Regions from separate parts of the Homo sapiens genome. Here region 1 is linked to region 2. A link is an interaction called in ENCODE POLR2A ChIA-PET data of the cell type or tissue named here. Cell type or tissue: PC-9. All regions are shown on one strand. Each heading gives the region's core, and the rest is flanking DNA. Links, peaks and the distances in the headings are about the cores only.

Evidence for each region. Peaks named below come from ENCODE experiments on the same cell type or tissue, not always from the same donor. Only the 100,000 strongest peaks of a DNase experiment are listed, where the experiment ranks them.
Region 1: POLR2A ChIA-PET joins it to region 2 with 18 read pairs; 2 of 35 experiments call an interaction of 5 or more read pairs at or near these places.

The regions. Positions count from the first base shown.
Region 1 is chr1:16,044,448-16,053,751 of GRCh38, forward strand. It overlaps CLCNKB (chloride voltage-gated channel Kb), which reads left to right. Exons shown (of 20, transcript NM_000085.5): 2 at 39-145; 3 at 1,111-1,239; 4 at 2,088-2,216; 5 at 3,458-3,597; 6 at 3,896-3,973; 7 at 4,057-4,135; 8 at 4,673-4,798; 9 at 5,171-5,255; 10 at 5,368-5,469; 11 at 6,069-6,153; 12 at 6,428-6,601; 13 at 7,031-7,100; 14 at 7,263-7,373; 15 at 7,751-7,964; 1 more. The coding sequence starts at 46. Among named protein-coding and RNA genes, the nearest start is that of CLCNKB, 5.3 kb to the left of the region's middle. RefSeq lists enhancers at 3,294-4,197, 4,198-5,100, 5,101-6,004, 6,005-6,906. In PC-9, for the core only: no CTCF peak of the experiment used is centred there; no DNase peak of the experiment used is centred there; H3K4me3 peaks cover 586 bases; H3K27ac peaks cover 509 bases.
Region 2 is chr1:15,421,312-15,429,804 of GRCh38, forward strand. EFHD2 (EF-hand domain family member D2) reads left to right here. Exons shown (of 4, transcript NM_024329.6): 2 at 4,560-4,707; 3 at 5,839-5,973; 4 at 7,282-8,493. The coding sequence ends at 7,413. Among named protein-coding and RNA genes, the nearest start is that of CTRC, 13 kb to the right of the region's middle. RefSeq lists enhancers at 4,749-5,649, 5,650-6,548. In PC-9, for the core only: no CTCF peak of the experiment used is centred there; a DNase peak (open chromatin) is centred at 3,010; H3K27ac peaks cover 1,642 bases.

The sequences.
Region 1 (9,304 bases), core at 1,305-9,304, 620 kb after region 2:
CAGCTCACCGCGGTCCCTCCCTCTATCCGCTTCTCCAGGGGCCTGATGGAGGAGTTTGTGGGGCTGCGTGAAGGCTCCTCAGGGAACCCTGTGACTCTGCAGGAGCTGTGGGGCCCCTGTCCCCGCATCCGCCGAGGCATCCGAGGTGAGAGCCAGGTCCTCTTCCCTTCCCCCTGGAGGACCACTCAGGACATCATTCCTGCCCAGCTCCCACCCCACCTCCCTGCCCAGGAACCACCCTCCTCCTGGCATTTGTCCAGGACATGACTGCCCAAAGTCTCCTGGGTGGCAGGGAGGGAAGGGGTCTGTCTGTCCAGCTGTCTGTGGGTCAGATGGGCCGGGCATCTGCCCTCTGCCTTTCGGGAGATACAGCCCAAGGCCTGGTCACTGTGCCCATCTTCCACCCAGGCCTCTCCCTCACCTACCTGTGCCAATGAGGGGACGTGGGGGTTAGCTGCTGGGACAGCTGGGGCCACAGCAAGGGGCTGGGGCAGCCTACACTTGGCACCTTTCCTTGGAGCCCCATGTGCTTTGTTCACTTTGAGACCTGACTGTCCCCTCAGCTACGGGGCAGAGCAAGTAGGGACCACAGAAGGAGGCTGACTGCAACCCCAGGGGCTGGTGCCCACAGCCAGTGAGGGCCAGCTCCCAGGCTGGGCTAGCAGCCAGTGGGCCAGGAGCATTGCTGGGGACCCAGAGGATACCTGGCGCCACAGGTCCTGGGACACGCAGGAGTCTGCTAGATCCTGGTGCTCTCTAAGCTATGGACTCTGCGGGGATGCAGGTGAAAGCTGTAGCTGCCAGCCCCCTCCATACTCCCTGTCCCCCAGGAACCTCCCAGTACAGGCAGGGATGCGGAGGGTCGGCAGGTCAACGGCTTTCTGGTAGGGGCAGCAGTCCTGGCACCCACTGTGTCACCACTGTCACCTCCCACAAATCCTGCCCGGCCACTTATGTGAGGCAGGGCCCCCTCGGGACTACCCCAGAGTATACCACCAAGCTCCATCCCCCTGCCCCAGCCTCTCTGCCTGAAGCCCAGCAGGCCTCCAAGGATGGGACTGTCTGTGCCTCCTGCCCCACCCTGTGCCGTGACCCCATGCCCTGCCCCAGGTGGCCTGGAGTGGCTGAAGCAGAAGCTCTTCCGCCTGGGCGAGGACTGGTACTTCCTGATGACCCTCGGGGTGCTCATGGCCCTGGTCAGCTGTGCCATGGACTTGGCTGTTGAGAGTGTGGTCCGAGGTAACCCCTCCATGGCAGGTGCTGCTCTGGGCCAAGGGATTCTGAGCTCTCTCTGGGGATGCCAGGTGGATGTCGCCAGGTGCAGCGGAGGTTGGGGGGGGTGCTCTGGGTGGGGATCTGGTCCTGGCTTTACTCCTGACTTGCTCTGTGATCCTGGGCAGGCTCCTGCCCCTCTCTGGGCCTCAGTCATCTCATTTGCACAAGGGAGAGAGGCCTGAATGTTCCCAAGAGCTCTTCCTCCTCTGAGCTCTCTGCCTCCTCTTCCAGCCACCCTGTTTCTTCTCCTTCCCTCCTCCATGCCCTGGGGCAGAGTGGGGGCACTTCCCTATAACACTAAGCTTGGTGCTTCCTCCCCATCCCACCCCATCCCTCAGCAGCCTGCCTCCACCCTGAGGCCTCCCTGGAAGAGGGGGTGTGGGCAGGAAGGGTCTAAGACACTTTCTCTGGAGACCCTCAGCTGCCAGAAGCAGCACCTACTATGGTGTTACGGTGTTTGGTGCTTCACACCTGTGTCATGTAGTTCTCAGTGGCCCTTTAGTCTTTAACGTCTTTAGTCTTCAATGAGCCTGTGAGGAAGAGCCCATCACGAGCCCACTTGGCAGATGGGGAAACTGAGGCTCAGAGAGGCTGAGTGGCTTGCCCAAGGTCACTCAGCTAGGCAGTGGTAAACCTGGGATATGGACCCAGGGTCGTACTCCTGCCTCTTCTTGGGGGTCTGCACCTCACTGTGTGGCCTGGTCCTCCCCTCTTCGTGACTCCATTTCCTGGTCAGTAAGTGGGCACCACAGCGTCTGGCCCCGAGGGCTGCAGAGGCTGTGGGTGCCTCCCTGATACCCGGCTGTCCCCAGCGCACCAGTGGCTGTACAGGGAGATTGGGGACAGCCACCTGCTCCGGTATCTCTCCTGGACTGTGTACCCTGTGGCCCTCGTCTCTTTCTCTTCAGGCTTCTCTCAGAGCATCACACCCTCCTCTGGAGGTGAGTCCACAGTCGCTACGCCAGTCCCCACTGGCCAAAACCTTCTCAGATCCCAGGGGGGAGTCGGGAAGGGGCAGCCTCATTTCACAGACAAAGGCCCAGGAAGAGTCATGTGGCTTGCCCAAAGGGACACAGCAAGAAGGCCAGATCTTGACTTTTGGGTCACTGCTGGCCCTACCTGCTTTCCAGGGGCTCCGCTGGGACTTGATGGGAGGCCTGGTGGGAGGATCTTCTGCGAAGCCTGTTCCAGTGGCCAGTGCCAGGGAGGGGCCAGTGGAGGAGGCACAGCTCCCCCAGGCCGCTCAGCCCTGCCTCCTGCTCCAGGCCAGCAGAGGGGAGCTCAAAGCTCACTCAGTGGTGGCCTGAGATTTCATCCGGGCTTCCCCTATCCTGCCACAGCCTTCTGCCAGGCCTGGCGGGAGGAACGTGAACAACTCACATTCCCTCTGTGATGCTCGGTGTCCAAATCTGCTAAATGAGTTTAAGGACCTTACCCTAGGCTGGGTGCAGTGACTCATGCCTGTAATCCCAGCACTTTAGGAGGCTGAGGCAGGAGGATCACTTGTGCCTAGAGTTTGAGACCAGCCTGGGCAACACAGGGAGACCCTGTCTCTACAACAAATAGAAAAAAATCAGCTGGGCATGATTGCATGTGCCCGTGGTCCGAGCTACTCAGGAGGCTGAGGCGGGAGGACTGCTTGACCTGGGGAATTTGATCCTGCACTGAGCAGTGTTTGCACCACTGTACTCCAGTCTGGGGGATAGAGTGAGACCCCTGTCTGAAACAAACAAACAAACAAACAAACAAACAAACAAAGGAATCCTAACCCAGCTGGGCACACTGGCTCATACCTATAATCCCAGCACTTTGGGAGGCGGAAGTGGACAGATCGTTTGAGGTCAGGAGTTCTAGAGCAGCCCGGGCAACATAGCTAGACTCCATCTCTTTAGAAAAATAAGGTGGGCGAAGTGGTCTCCACCTATAGTCCCAGCTATTCAGGAGGCTGACGCAGGAGGATAACTTGAGCCCTGGCAACTGAGGCTGCTGTAAGCTATGATCCTACCACTGTACTCCAGCCTGGCCAACAGAGCAAGATCTTGTCCCCAAAGGAAAATAATCCTAACTTCAGAGGGTTCTGCTGATCTGGCGAGATCGTAATGTGAAAACATCACACAGGTAGAGTGTTGAGATTTTTAACCTAGAGATTGTCCCCCTCCTGGCCCTGCCCACCCCCGCCAAGGTTCTGGAATCCCGGAGGTGAAGACCATGTTGGCGGGTGTGGTCTTGGAGGACTACCTGGATATCAAGAACTTTGGGGCCAAAGTGGTGGGCCTCTCCTGCACCCTGGCCTGTGGCAGCACCCTCTTCCTCGGGAAAGTGGTATGGGCAGGGGTGAGGGCATCCCAACCACCCTACCCACCCCAGCCACCCCAGTCTCACCCCCATCACCCCACGAAAGCTGCGTCAGAGGGGACTTGGGCTGGTCCCTGCCTTCCAGGAACTCAGTCTTGGGGGAAGAGGCAGGCCAGGTCCCCGGAGTGTGACAAAAGCCATCTGAGGACGGCCGTGGGGGCTTGGGAGATGGAGGAGGGGGTGTTGGGGGGAAGCCGTGCTGACTCTGGGTGAGACCGTCTCTGCTGCCCTCACCTGGGCCCTGGGCCCACCCTTCTCTCTGCAGGGCCCTTTCGTGCACCTGTCTGTGATGATGGCTGCCTACCTGGGCCGTGTGCGCACCACGACCATCGGGGAGCCTGAGGTTAGGGACTCGGGGGCTTCCTTGGAGAAATGGGAGTGGGGAGGGAGGGGGCTGACTCTGAGCCCTGGACTCGGATCCCCCAGAACAAGAGCAAGCAAAACGAAATGCTGGTGGCAGCGGCGGCAGTGGGCGTGGCCACAGTCTTTGCAGCTCCCTTCAGCGGTGAGACCCCTTCATGCCCCGCCCCCTGGGTCCCTCAAGCTCCTCCCCTCACACCCTGGGCTCCTTCGGCCCAGCTGAGAGCCTGGAGGAGGGGGTGGGGCTCATTCTAGTTCTCACTTCAGCCCCGCCTTGGGCACAGCCACCGCCCCCCACCGGGGGGAGGGGGGGCGGGTGACTTGATTGGCGGTGCTAAGAGGCTTCAGTGTAACATTATACAGACTTGGGTTTGAAATCCACGTATGACCCTGGCCCGTTGGCCTCTCTGAGCCCGGCTTCCTCCTCTACAAAATGGAGATCGCAACCGTCCCCACCCGATAGCGAGAGGGCGCACACCCGCATTCCAGGCTGGACGGGTCTCTGGGCAGCGGGCTCCTCCCCGCCCAGGGCGCATGCCCTGCCCTCCCCTCCTGTCTGTCCCTGTCCGGGCTGCAGGAGAGCAGGACAGATGGGTCAGGGAGGAGGTGACATGGGGAGGGGGTCCTACAGTCACAGGTGGGTGGGGGTGGAGGGCCCACCTGAGATCAGTGTCGCCCCCAGGCGTCCTGTTCAGCATCGAGGTCATGTCTTCCCACTTCTCTGTCTGGGATTACTGGAGGGGCTTCTTTGCGGCCACCTGCGGGGCCTTCATGTTCCGGCTCCTGGCGGTCTTCAACAGCGAGCAGGGTGAGCCCCCTGGGCTGCCTGACCCTGGCCCTGCCTGGGGGCCGGGGCGAGGGGGCCCTCCCTTCTCCCCTGTGTACACCCCTTGCTCTTCCTTTCCCTCTCTCTCCCTCTTTTTCCTCTTCCTTGTTCCCACCTCCTTCTGGGAGGATGGAGGGGGCTGACCTGTGTTGAGCAAGAAGGGCAGGGGCCCTGAGGGTAGAAGGGATGAGGCTGGGCAGGGAGGCAGGAGCCTGGTTGTGGGGGCCTGGAATGCCAGGACACAGATTCCGAGTCAGGACCTGGCACCCCCTCCACCCTGGGCTGTTAGTCTGGGACTTGAGTTTGGGTCGGGTGGGAGCGCCATCTTGGCTCCCCACTGCCCTCCTTCCCCAGAGACCATCACCTCCCTCTACAAGACCAGTTTCCGGGTGGACGTTCCCTTCGACCTGCCTGAGATCTTCTTTTTTGTGGCGCTGGGGTGAGTGGGTGCCTTGGGCCCCTGAGAGTCCAAAAGGCATTCCCCCCAAGGCCTGGACTGCGGCCCCTGGTACTGGGGTCGGGCTCTGGGCTCATGTCTCCATGCTCCCCAGGGGTCTCTGTGGCATCCTGGGCAGCGCTTACCTCTTCTGTCAGCGAATCTTCTTTGGCTTCATCAGGAACAATAGGTTCAGCTCCAAACTGCTGGCCACCAGGTAGGCTCCGGGCTAAGGGCTGGGGACCTCTCAGCGAGCTCCCCCCTCACCGTACTCCCAACCTTATGTAGAAAGCTCTACCCGCCACCTGAGCCCCTAAAGCCCATCCTAGCCCATGCCCCACATGTGGAGCCCCTAACACCACCTACAAGTCCCCACAGTCACTGCCCGACTACCTTACTGGCCTCAAACCTCCCCATTTAACCCCCATATCTCCTGGAGTCTATACCCCCTCAGTGAACCCCAACCCCCTCACTGACCTTTAACCCCCTGTTGGTCCCTCTCTCCCTTTAAACCATGTGTGCCCATGGCATTGGCCAAGCCCTCCTGCCCCAGGTGCATGAGCCCTGCCCTAGCCTGGCCCCACTCTGTCCTCCCTCCCAGCCTGCCTGTGCCCCAATTCTCCTATCAGCCTCTACCCCTAAAAATACCCAGGAGTGTGGGGCTGACCCCACAGGTTCTGTCCCCTGGAGCTGGCCCAGTCCATGTCCCCCATTCCTGCTCTTCCTCCCCAGTCCTTGCCTTGCTAGGCCCTGCTTCCCTCTCCTTGGGATGTGGGAAAGGGAGGGCCAGCCCTAGAGCCCACCCATCCCCCACAGCAAGCCTGTGTACTCCGCTCTGGCCACCTTGGTTCTCGCCTCCATCACCTACCCACCCAGCGCCGGCCGCTTCCTAGCTTCTCGGGTAAGGGGCCTTGAGTGGGGTGGCAGGAGTGGGGAAGCCCTATTTGTTGCCTCCTTTGCGTGTATCTCACTTAATCCCCCCAATACCCCATAAGGGAGATGCCTCAGCATTATTTTATAGATGATACTACAGCTTCGGGAGGTCAGAGCCCTGCCCAAGGCCCCCCGCTGGGAAGTGGCAGAGGAGGATTCCAGGCGGGGTCAGGCGGTGCGGGGGAGGCTGGGGTCTGCCGCTGGGGGCCCCTCATGTCCAGTTCCCACCTGCCCCGCCACAGCTGTCCATGAAGCAGCATCTGGACTCGCTGTTCGACAACCACTCCTGGGCGCTGATGACCCAGAACTCCAGCCCACCCTGGCCCGAGGAGCTCGACCCCCAGCACCTGTGGTGGGAATGGTACCACCCGCGGTTCACCATCTTTGGGACCCTTGCCTTCTTCCTGGTTATGAAGGTGGGCCCCCTGGTCCCCAGGTGTGCACAGAGCTGGGACCAGCTCTGGTGGTGGTGGGGGGTACCTCATCGCAGCTGGTGGCATGGAGCCCAGGCCTTCCACCCACATTTCCTGATGTGCCCCCTGCCCATTGCATGGTCCTGGACAAGTGGCTTCAGCTCTCTGGGCCTCAGTCTTCTCATCTTTAAAATGGGGTGTTTACTGGGAAGGCTAAGGAGGAAGAAAGGAATGTACCTGGCACAGTGCCAGGGCATACAGTGGGCATTTCTCAGGGTGAGGACCCTCCCCTAATGCCAGACTCTGGCAGTGGGTGCATGGCCGGCACCCTCTTTCTCTCTAGGACACTCCCCTGTCCCATGTCCTGTCCTCCCTTGTCCACGCCTTGCCCAGCAGCCTCTAACCTCTGCCCTGGGCTCCCCACTCCCACAGTTCTGGATGCTGATTCTGGCCACCACCATCCCCATGCCTGCCGGGTACTTCATGCCCATCTTTGTCTATGGTGAGTCTGGGGTCCTGAGGTTCTGAGAGTTTCGGGGTTCTTGGGGCAGGACCATGGCTCCTGGTTCACCCTCCCCAGGTTGTACTGAGGACGGTCCTCAGGGATGGAGGGCTGTGGGGGCCGGGTCAGCCTGGCTCCCCCTCACCCTAAGTCTGTGGCCAGGAGCTGCTATCGGGCGCCTCTTTGGGGAGACTCTCTCTTTTATCTTCCCTGAGGGCATCGTGGCTGGAGGGATCACCAATCCCATCATGCCAGGGGGGTATGCTCTGGCAGGTGAGTGGGTCAGGGGCCTGCTGCGTGGGCAATGTCGTGCGGCTGGGCTGGACCTGGAGAATTGGCTGGTGGTTCCCCAGGGCACGGAGCAGTCACTGAGTCCTCCAGTGAACCCCCTACCCCTCATGGGGGTCTGTCCCTCCTGAGCCCCACCATTCCCCGGGGCCCATCACTCCCTCGTGGCTCCTGTCCCCAGCCCTGCGGCCTCCCTTATCCCTCTCCTCTCACCAAGCCCAGGCACTGGGCACTTCCCACAGTGCCCAGGCTGTGGCCTCTTACAAATCACACCTTAGCCCCTGGTCGCAGCCGTGCCAGCCTTGCCCTAACATGAGGCTGGCCCCTGGCCTGAGCTGCCCTGCCTGACTCTGCCCTTGCAGGGGCTGCAGCCTTCTCAGGGGCTGTGACCCACACCATCTCCACGGCGCTGCTGGCCTTCGAGGTGACCGGCCAGATAGTGCATGCACTGCCCGTGCTGATGGCGGTGCTGGCAGCCAACGCCATTGCACAGAGCTGCCAGCCCTCCTTCTATGATGGCACCGTCATTGTCAAGAAGCTGCCATACCTGCCACGGATTCTGGGCCGCAACATCGGGTGAGTGGTGCCCACCTCAGGCTGACTGAAGGGGGTCACAGTGTTTGGGAAGGGCTGGGGTGAAGGGCACCTCGAAAAAGAAACGCCACCGTAGCTGACCTCGGACATGGGGGCTGACACACAGCTGTGCTCTGTTCTCCACTCTCCCCAGTGCCCCGGGTGACCTTGGGCAAGTCCTTGGCCTTGAGGCCTCAGTGTCTGTCTAGGGGTCAGCTGGGCTTCACAGCAGGAGGATGAGTATTGCCCCGTGTACAGATTGAGGAAACCGGGGCTCAGAGAGGTGCCGTGTCTTGCTCCAGGTGACACAGAGAGTCAGCACCAGATCCGAGAGGTCTCCTCCCCTCTCCCCACTCCTGCTGTCCTTGCTGGGACTTTGGGAGCAGGAGGTGGAACGAGAATGGAAATGGGCTTTGAGGTCTTCACTCAACCAGATAGGACCAGAGCAGCTTCTGGCACCAGAAAAGCAGACCAAAGAGGCTCTGAGAGTCCCTGGGTCTGAGGCCCCGCTGAAAACACAAGCAAGCTGCTGCCTTGCTCTGAACCCGTTTCCCTATCTGGAAAATGGGGCTGCTTACCCCAGTGGTTTCCAGACTTTCAAGTTTTTTTCCCTGGGGGAGGCATATACTTTTTTTTTTTTGAGATGGAATCTCACTCTGTTTCACAGGCTGGAGTGCAGTGGCACAATCTCAGTCACTGCAACCTCAACCTCCCAGGTTCAAGCAATTCTTCTGCCTCAGCCTCCCAAGTAGCTCAGACCAGGCATGTGCCACCATGCCCAGATTATTTTTGTAATTTTAGTGGAGACGGGGTTTCACCACGTCAGCCAGGCTAGTCTTGAATTCCTGGCATCAAGTGATCCACCTGGCTTGGCCTCCCAAAGTGCTGGGATTACAGGCGTGAGCCACCGTGCCCAGCCGCATATACTTTTTACTCAAATTAAATCCTCCAGGGAAGGCTGCTGGGTAAAACAGGCTAAAGTGGAGCTGGTCTGGGGGACACGGGGGTCCAGGGGGCTGGGAATTCGCAACTGGGTCATCGGCGATGTGGTCCCCAGGTTTCCTCTCACCGTGGGTTCTAGGAGTCCCTCATTCCAGGAACCTCTCCGGCCCTGCCCACACTCCAGAGCCGTGGGTCCCCGGTTCAAGCAAAGCTCCCCACAGATCCCCCTGCCAGCCTGGGTCTCACATCCCTGACTGTGGGGCCTGATGGGAGCCCCTCTGCCTGCAGTTCCCACCGCGTGAGGGTGGAGCACTTCATGAACCACAGCATCACCACACTGGCCAAGGACATGCCACTGGAGGAGGTGGTCAAGGTTGTGACCTCCACAGACGTGGCCAAGT
Region 2 (8,493 bases), core at 1-8,000:
CCAGGGCACAGGGCAGATGGCCACTCTCCAGGAGTCTCTTGGGAATGGCCTCCTCCACGGCTACCTCTGGGGGCTTCACCGCCCACCCCAGCACCTGGCCTCTCGCAGCCCCCGTCACCTCCTCTTGGTGATGGACTCTTTGGCACCGCAGCCAGCCCCTGTATTGTCCCCCTGGGGGCCAGAGCCTGCCCTGGATGGAGCCCAGCCCCAGTAATTGATTGGCCTTTGATTGATAGAGGCGGCCGTTCAAATCATGGTTTGAGCCACAGCCCAGCCAGGCCTGGGAGCTGCCAAAGACAGAGGGATCCACAGCCCACGTTTCCATCCAAGTTTGGACACTTTATCTGCACTTCCTCTGAAACTGAGCTGCCCCTGGCTGCAGAAGAAACCCATGCACTTGAGCAATAAATAAAGCTGGGGCTCAGGGAGAGACACGTGGGACCCAGGGGCTGGGGCGTGAACCCCTGACCTGCTGGTTATGGGACCTGTGGCCTCACCAACAGCCCTCCTGACCTAATCCGGACCTGGAGGATTGCTGAGCACAGGGATTGTAAAGAGAAAGTGCTGGTGCGTTGGGAGTTTAGTGACGGTGATTCAATCTTGTTTTAGCGGTGGTGACTGCCATTTATGCAGCTAGCTCTGTGCGCTGGGAGCTGTGCTGAGTGCTTGACAGGGATGGGCTCAGTCGTTCCTCACAGTGGCCCATGAGAGAGGCCCCATTGCAGCAGGGTTCTCAGCCTCAGCTCCACTGGCACTTGGGGCCAGGTCATTCCATTTTTTTTTTTTTTTTTTTTTTTTTGAGACAGAGTCTTGCTTTGTCGCCCAGGCTGGAGTGCAGTGGTGCCATCTCAGCTCATTGCAACCTCCACCTCCTGTGTTTAAGTGATTCTCCTGCCTCAGCCTCCCAAGTAGCAGGGATTACAGGTGCCTGCCACCATGCCCAGCTAATTTGTGTATTTTTAATAGAGACAGGGTTTCACCATGTTGGCCAGGATGGTCTTGATCTCCTGACCTCATGATCTGCCTGCCTCAGCCTCCCAAAGCGCTGGGATTATAGGCGTGAGCCACCGTGCCCAGCTGGCCAGGTCATTCTTTGCGGTGGGGCCACCCTATGCGCTATAGGAGCTTCCCTGGCCTCCACCCACCAGATGCCACTGGCATCCCCCCCACCTCCGCCGCCCCAGGTATGACAACCAAAAACACCTCTAGACATTGCCAGATGTCTCCTGGGGGGCACATGCACCCCAGCTTAAGAGATGCTGCATTTTGGCCAGGTGCGGTGGCTCACACCTGTAATCTCAGCACTTTGGGAGGCCGAGGCGGACGGATCATGAGGTCAGGAGATCGAAACCATCCTGGCTAACACGGTGAAACCCCATCTCTACTAAAAATACAAAAAATTAGCCGAGCGTGGTGGCGGGCACCTGTAGTCGCAGCTACTCAGGAGGCTGAGGCAGGAGAATGGAGTGAACCCAGGAGGCAGAGCTTGCAGTGAGCCAAGATTGCGCCACTGCACTCCAGCCTGGGCGACAGAGCGAGACTCCGTCTCAAAAAAATAAAAATAAAAAGAGATGCTGCATTTTGTGGCTGAGGAGCCCAGGCAATTTGGCTTCAGAGCCTGACTGTCATCGCTGACCTTGGGAGCCCAGGGTCAGAAAGCGGCAGGGCTTTGCTTTCCTGGGGGGCACTGAGGAGGGGAGTCCTCGTGACTTGGCTCAGGAAAGACTGAGTCCCTCACCAGGTGCTCCTGCACAGCCCCACGGTCATGTGGCGCCCGCCCAGCCCTCTACCAGGCAGCAAACAGGGACCAGAGATGGCAGGAGGCGCCTCCGCTGTGCCCCCCAGAACCCCTCCAGCTCCAGGTGGAGGCTGGACCACAGCAGCTTTGGCCTGCCTGACCCTCTGAGTCCCACACCTTCTACTGTCACAGAGGTGGCCACTGCCCACAGGGGCTGCTGGCCCATCCACCTCCACCCCAACCCTCATCCATCAGTGGGGCAGAAGCCGCAGGACCCTGTGTTCCCTCCAGGGCTCCCAAGACCCATCTTTGCTGTGTCACTTTCAACCACTGACTCACTGGCTCGTGAACTATTTATACCCCTCGCACAAATGCTCCCCTTGTGCTCCAGGCAGCCGTCTGTGTTCTGCAGCAGCCCCAGGACACGTTGGGGAGGGGCTGGGTACAGAGCAAATGTGCAAGTTTATGAGCCCAGCAGATCAAGTCTGGAAGCCCAGCTCCTTCCTTACTGCTGTGTGACTGTGGGTGGGTCACTTAACCTCTCTGAGCCTTGGTCATAAAATAAGGTTATTAGGAAAATTAAGTAAAGTAAGCAGTTCCCAGCATAAAGACAGATCTCAGTACATGGTTGCTATTAGGTGTTCAAAGTACACCTAACTAGAGAAGGCGAAAGGAGCTGGGGAGCCCGTAAGAAGGTGCAGAAATGAGACATATTCATGCAGAAGCTCAAGCGCCCGGGACATAGGGTTCTGGAACACATCCACCTGTGTTGCGCTGCTGTCACCAGCACTGTCACCCAGCCAGTTCAAGGCCTGGGGGACTGCACAAGCCTTCTTTAGGTGCAGAAAAACCCATTTTGGCTGGGCAAAGTGGTGCACGCCTGTAATTCCAGCACTCTGGGAGGCTGATGTAGGAGGATTGCTTGAGCCCAGGAGTTTGAGACCAGCCTGGGCAACATATTGACACCCCGTCTCTACAAAAAAAATACAAAACTTGGCCAGTCATGGTGGCATGCACCTGCAGTCCCAGCTACTTGGGAGGCTGAGGCGGGAGGATCGCTTGAGCCCAGGAGGTAGAGGCTGCAGTAAGCTGTGATCGCGCCTGGGTAACAGAGCAACACCCCGTCTCAAAAAGAAAAAAAAAAAAAAGAAAAACCCATGTTACCAACTCTGGGATCACTCTCCCCAGCCCCCATCTTGTCTTCCTCCTACGCTGTTCCCAGAGACCAGTAGGGCAGGTGTTTGGTTGATAAGAGAGCCCAGCTGGGCAAACAGCGCCTCGCCCTCTTTCACCAGGCTGTGTGCTCCAGGAACCAGTGGTGCCTTCCCAGCCAGGCAACAGGCAGAAAGGCCACCTAGACTCTTACTACACAGAAGCCAGTCAAGAGGGACTTGCCCCCAACCCCACCCCTGTCTCTGCCAGGTTGTTAGTGGTAGAAAAAAAGAGAACCTGAGAGTGCAGGGCAGAGGGGAGGCATCTCTATCGCCCGATGCTTGTTCCCGGCTTCCCCACCACCCCGCCAATCTCCGCCACTCCCTGCAGGCACTGCACCACACGTCCCTGAACACACCCAGGCTGCCTCCTGCCACCTGGCCCTGCCTCCTGCCCCCGTCCTGCTCTGTGCCCTCGACAAAGGCAGAGGCCCTGCCTTAGATACCCCTTCATTTATTCACGTCTTATTTCTTCATTACACATTTTTGAGCACCTACTGTGTGCTTTTTAACCTCCTTCCCAGTACCTAGGGCAAGCTGGGGGGCATGAAATAGACCCCCCAGTACAGAGGGTGCTGAGTAAGAAGAGTCATTTATCACATGGAAAGAGGCCGCCTTCCACACCCACGTCACATCCCCTATTCCAGTGCTTCTCAGCGGAGAATGCTTTTATCCTGCTGGGGACATTCGACAATGTCTGGGAGACATTTTTAGCTGTCACAACTCAGGAGGGATGCTACTATAAACATCCCACAATGCACAGGACAGCCCCTACGGCAAGGATTTGTTCTGTCCAGATTGTTTAAGGTCTGAGGTTGAGAAACCATGCCCTTGCCTGCAAGGTTCTGCCATCTAGGGTGGGGGTGAGATGTCCTCCAAGTGCCCATGGAGATGCCAGTAAGCCAGCTGGTCATGGAGGTGGTGAGTGAGTGCTCAGCTCAGAGCCTGATCCACCCTGCCGTGGTATTGAGAATTCCTTCTCGGCCAGGCACGGTGGCTCATGCCTGTAATCCCCATACTTTGGGAGGCCGAGGTGGGTGGATCACTTGAGGTCAGGAGTTCAAGACCAGCCTGGCCAGCATGGTGAAACACTGTCTCTACTAAAAACACAAAAATTAGCTGGGTGTGGTGGTGCATGCCTGTAGTCCCAGCTACTCAAGAGGCTGAGGCAGGAGAATCACTTGAACCCGGGAGGCGGAGGCTGCAGCGAGCCGAGATTGAGCCACTGCACTCGAGCCTGGGCAACGGAGCGAGACTCCATCTCAAAAAAAAAAAACCCAGAGAATTCCTTCTCACTGTCTGTGCCATCACATTCAGCACACGGAGCCTGTCATTTCAGCTTCCTTGTGCCTCAGGCTTGTCCAAAAGTTAGCGCTATTCGACATGCAGGAGGCTGCCAGGCCCTGTGGTGAGTTCCCCGTCATCAGAGGTAACCAAGCAGGAGCTGAGCCACATATGGGTCCTCTGCCTGGACTGAGGTCCCTTCCAACAGTGACGGGATTTTATGGTTGGTAGGAGATGCCCTCTGATCCCCCAGTCTCCTTGCACTCAAGCCTGCGGCCTCTCTGACTGAGCCAGTGCCAAGATGTCCTCTCTTTTTGCATCTGCAGGTATGATGCCGGGCGGGACGGCTTCATCGACCTGATGGAGCTAAAACTCATGATGGAGAAACTTGGGGCCCCTCAGACCCACCTGGGCCTGAAAAACATGATCAAGGAGGTGGATGAGGACTTTGACAGCAAGCTGAGCTTCCGGGAGGTAAGCCCGGCCCCCAGCCCCACTCCCCTACCAGGGGCTTCACCTGAGGACCTGGTGGCCCGGGAGAGACCAACCCCCACCCTTTGTCAATGAATGAATGACATTGCCATTGAACAGCAGCTGTGAGCAGCTGCTGCTTGGCTGAGTGAGGCTTCAGAGGGCCTGTTACAGCAGGCACCAGGGAGGGTTCTGAGATCCTCTCGGGGAGGAAGAGGAGGGAGGGACAGCCCTTCCTTCACATAGGGAGCATATATTGAGCGATTTCTGTATACTTGACCCTGTGCAGGCTCTGGGGTAGAGAAAGGCCCTGTGCTCGAAGGTTCCTGGAAGTGTAGAGGGGGAGACACCACAGAAGGAAATCAGGGCTGTGATGCAGAGGAAGAGGGCCACGGCACTGGGTGACTTCACGCCCAGGATCTCACTCCGAGACAGGAGCTAGGGGCAAGCCGGTTTCGCAGGGAAGGAAATGGAGGCCCAAGCCAGACAGCGATGATACTGGACCCCAGGAAGTACAGGGATGGACCCCAGGAAGCACAGGGTTAGGTGTGGGGACTCGAGGCCCAACTGGGGCCCAGGAGGTCTGGCAGGAAGCATGAAGGATGCAGGGAAGGAGAGAGGTGGCAGGGGCAGGTGGGGGAGTGCGAGTGGCTGGGCGGGAGGTGTGGGCAGTGCAGGGTAACAGCTTAGAGTTCGAGAGCAGGGTTCCATCCCTCTGACACGTTCAGGCGCTGAGACTTGGGGTGTCTTTTACTGTCATGGAGGCTCCCTCATTCTGTCATGACACCTGTAGGACTCAATACATGGAACGCAGAGTAGGTTCACTGGGCAACAGCGGGAGACAGAGGTAAGAGGTAGGCTGAGGCCGTGTCGTCGGGAGCTGGTGTGGGCGGGTCAGGGCTGCAGTAGGCCAGCATCCTGGGTGGCAGATGAGTCATATCTCCTCCCATTGTACAGTTGGGCAGAGGCCCAGTGAAGGGGCTCACGGGAGCAGCAAGGGGCGAGACCCAGCTCACTGCCCCCCAGTCCTTCTCTGCAGGGGAGGCCTGAGGCTGGGGCCTGGGTGCGGCCAGGGACTCCGGCTCCCCTCCTTCCCTCCCTTCCTGACACCGCGCGCCTCCCTCCCCGCTGCAGTTCCTCCTGATCTTCCGCAAGGCGGCGGCCGGGGAGCTTCAGGAGGACAGCGGGCTGTGCGTGCTGGCCCGCCTCTCTGAGATCGACGTCTCCAGTGAGGGTGTCAAGGGGGCCAAGAGCTTCTTTGAGGCCAAGGTGAGGAGCCCAAGGGGTGCCCTGACCCACGCTCCAGGACAAGGGGACCCTGGGTTGGTGCGAAGTTAATAGGTCCCCTTCCCGTCCCTGCTGAGGCTGCAGACAGAGATGGGAGCTGACTCCCTGCCAGGCTGGGCCAGGCCCACACGCTCTGTCTTCTGTCTTCTCCCACTCCTGGCTGAGATCCTTGGCAGCCGCCAAGGGGGTGGGTGAGGGGGGTGTACTCTTGAAAAGGGGACAGGGATTACCTTGAGGTGCCCTGGCCCTGGCACACAGAGCTGCTAACACAGAGGACTGGGCCTTAGGAGGGCAGGCCCAGAAACACAGCACTGGCTCTCCAGGGTCCCCGGTAGACACCAATCCCACCAGCCCCAGCCTAGGAGGAAGCCTGCGGGCTCAGAGACCACCTGCATGCATGACACCCTCCCCTTTCAGCAGGTTCTCAGATGGAGGAGACACCTGTGATCTAGTGGCTCCTGGGTCCTGCCCACCCGGGGCCCCAGCTCTCCCGCCTTGTTTCTCTCTTTCCTTGCTAAGAACATTCCTTCCAGAGACTGCCTCCCACCACCCTCTGGGCTTCGGAGCATTGGTGGAACTTTTCAGGGTTCATCAGTGGAACTGGGTGTGCCGCTGGGCTCCCCGGACAGGAAGCAGAGGATCAGGATGGCAGCAGCTTGAGCGACTCCCTTCGAGCGCCCTTGCTTTGCAGCAGCCACAGAATATAGGTTCTCTATTTCAATCCTCTCAACAACTCCCTAAGATCAGAGTTATTGGGTGCCAGGTTCTAAGTGAGGAAACTGAGGCTCAGGAAGGTGAATGAAGTGCCTGACCCAGGGCCAGAGCTGGTGAGGTCAAGCTGTTTGTGTTGCTGGGCAGGACTCAGCAGAAGCCTGAGCCAGAAGGGACCCCAGGAAAAGCAGTCATAAGGCCGGGCGCAGTGGCTCACACCTGTCATCCCAGCACTTTGGGAGGCTGAGGCGGGTGGATCACCTGAGGTCAGGAGTTCGAGATCAGCTAACATGGCCAACATGGTGAAACCCCATCTCTACTAAAAACACCAAAATTAGCCGGGCATGGTGGAGGGCACCCATAATCCCAGCTACTCAAGAGGCTGAGGCAGGAGAATTGCTTGAACCTGGAAGGCAGAGGTTGCAGTGAGCCAAGATTGCGCCATCGCACTCCAGCCTGGGCGACAGAGCGAGACTTTGTCTCAGAAAAATTAAAGAAAAAAGAAAAAGCAGCTGTAGCACAGAGAACCCCCAACATACACCATCCAGCCCTGACCCCCTCACCCCCATGCCCCCGCAGGTCCAGGCCATCAACGTGTCCAGCCGCTTCGAGGAGGAGATCAAGGCAGAGCAGGAGGAAAGGAAGAAGCAGGCGGAGGAGATGAAGCAGCGGAAAGCGGCCTTCAAGGAGCTGCAGTCCACCTTTAAGTAGCGGGGGCTGCAGCCGACCGCCCTGCTCCGGCCCCAGTGTGGTGGGCGAGGGTGGCGCATGGGAGGCCGAGCCTGAATCCTTGCCTGTGTCTGACGGGACCACTACTAAAAACCTAAAAATATCTGTGAATGGAGCAAGTTCAGGGGTCTTATGGAGGTGGCCCGGCCCCTCCCCGCTCCCTTCCACTCTGCACGAGGCCGCCACACCGGCGCTGGCTCCCTGCCCGGCCCGGCCCTCCCTGGCAATCCCTGGGCTCTCTTGCACCCCTAACTGCCCCCTGCCTGCTCCGGCACTGCCCCAGGCCCAGCTCCTGGCCCTAGGTCCCTCCCAGCCCCATGTGCCTGCCGCCTGCCCTCCACACATCCCTGTCCCCCCAACCCGGGAACCCCTGCCCTCCTCCAGCAGGCCGCACCGCCCCTGGGGCCCCCTGCCAGCCCCTTCCCAGGCTGGGAGACGGCAGAAGAGATAGAATCAGGGCTGCCCCCACAGAGTGGGACCCAAGGGGCTAATTGGAGGCACGAGGGGACCCCTCCCCAGGGCCTTTTCCTCCTCTGCGTCTTCCATCTACTGAAATGGGAGAGGGGGTGGGGAGCTTCTGTTCTGGTGAAGGGACCCGGGCAGGCCCCCAGCACCCCATGCTGACTTGGAGAACCCCAGATCTCTGGGGCCCAGCCAGGCAGGGTGTGGGGGCAGCTGTGCCAATCTACCTCACAGGCCCACCCCCTGCCGGGCATGCCGTGGGATCATGGGCAGGGAAGGCTCTGGGGGTCGGAGACACCGCTGCTTAGCACCCCCAGCCAGAACACCCTGAGGGTCTCGGGGCTCTGGAGAGAGTGGGGCGGGAGGAAGAATTGGCACCTTCCTAGGGAAGGAGACGAGCGCTTCGCCTTGATTCTCCGAGAAGCCTCCGAGAAGTGCTTTAAGTGTGTTTGCATGCGCCAGGCGGTGGGCAGCGGGGGCCTGTCCAGCCCTCTCCCGCCATCCTTCCCCAAGTGACGTCCACTGCCTTGTCACCAGCGACCTGCCTGTCATGCCCACCCCCTGAGGAAGCATGGGGACCCTAACACCCTGGTGCCCTGC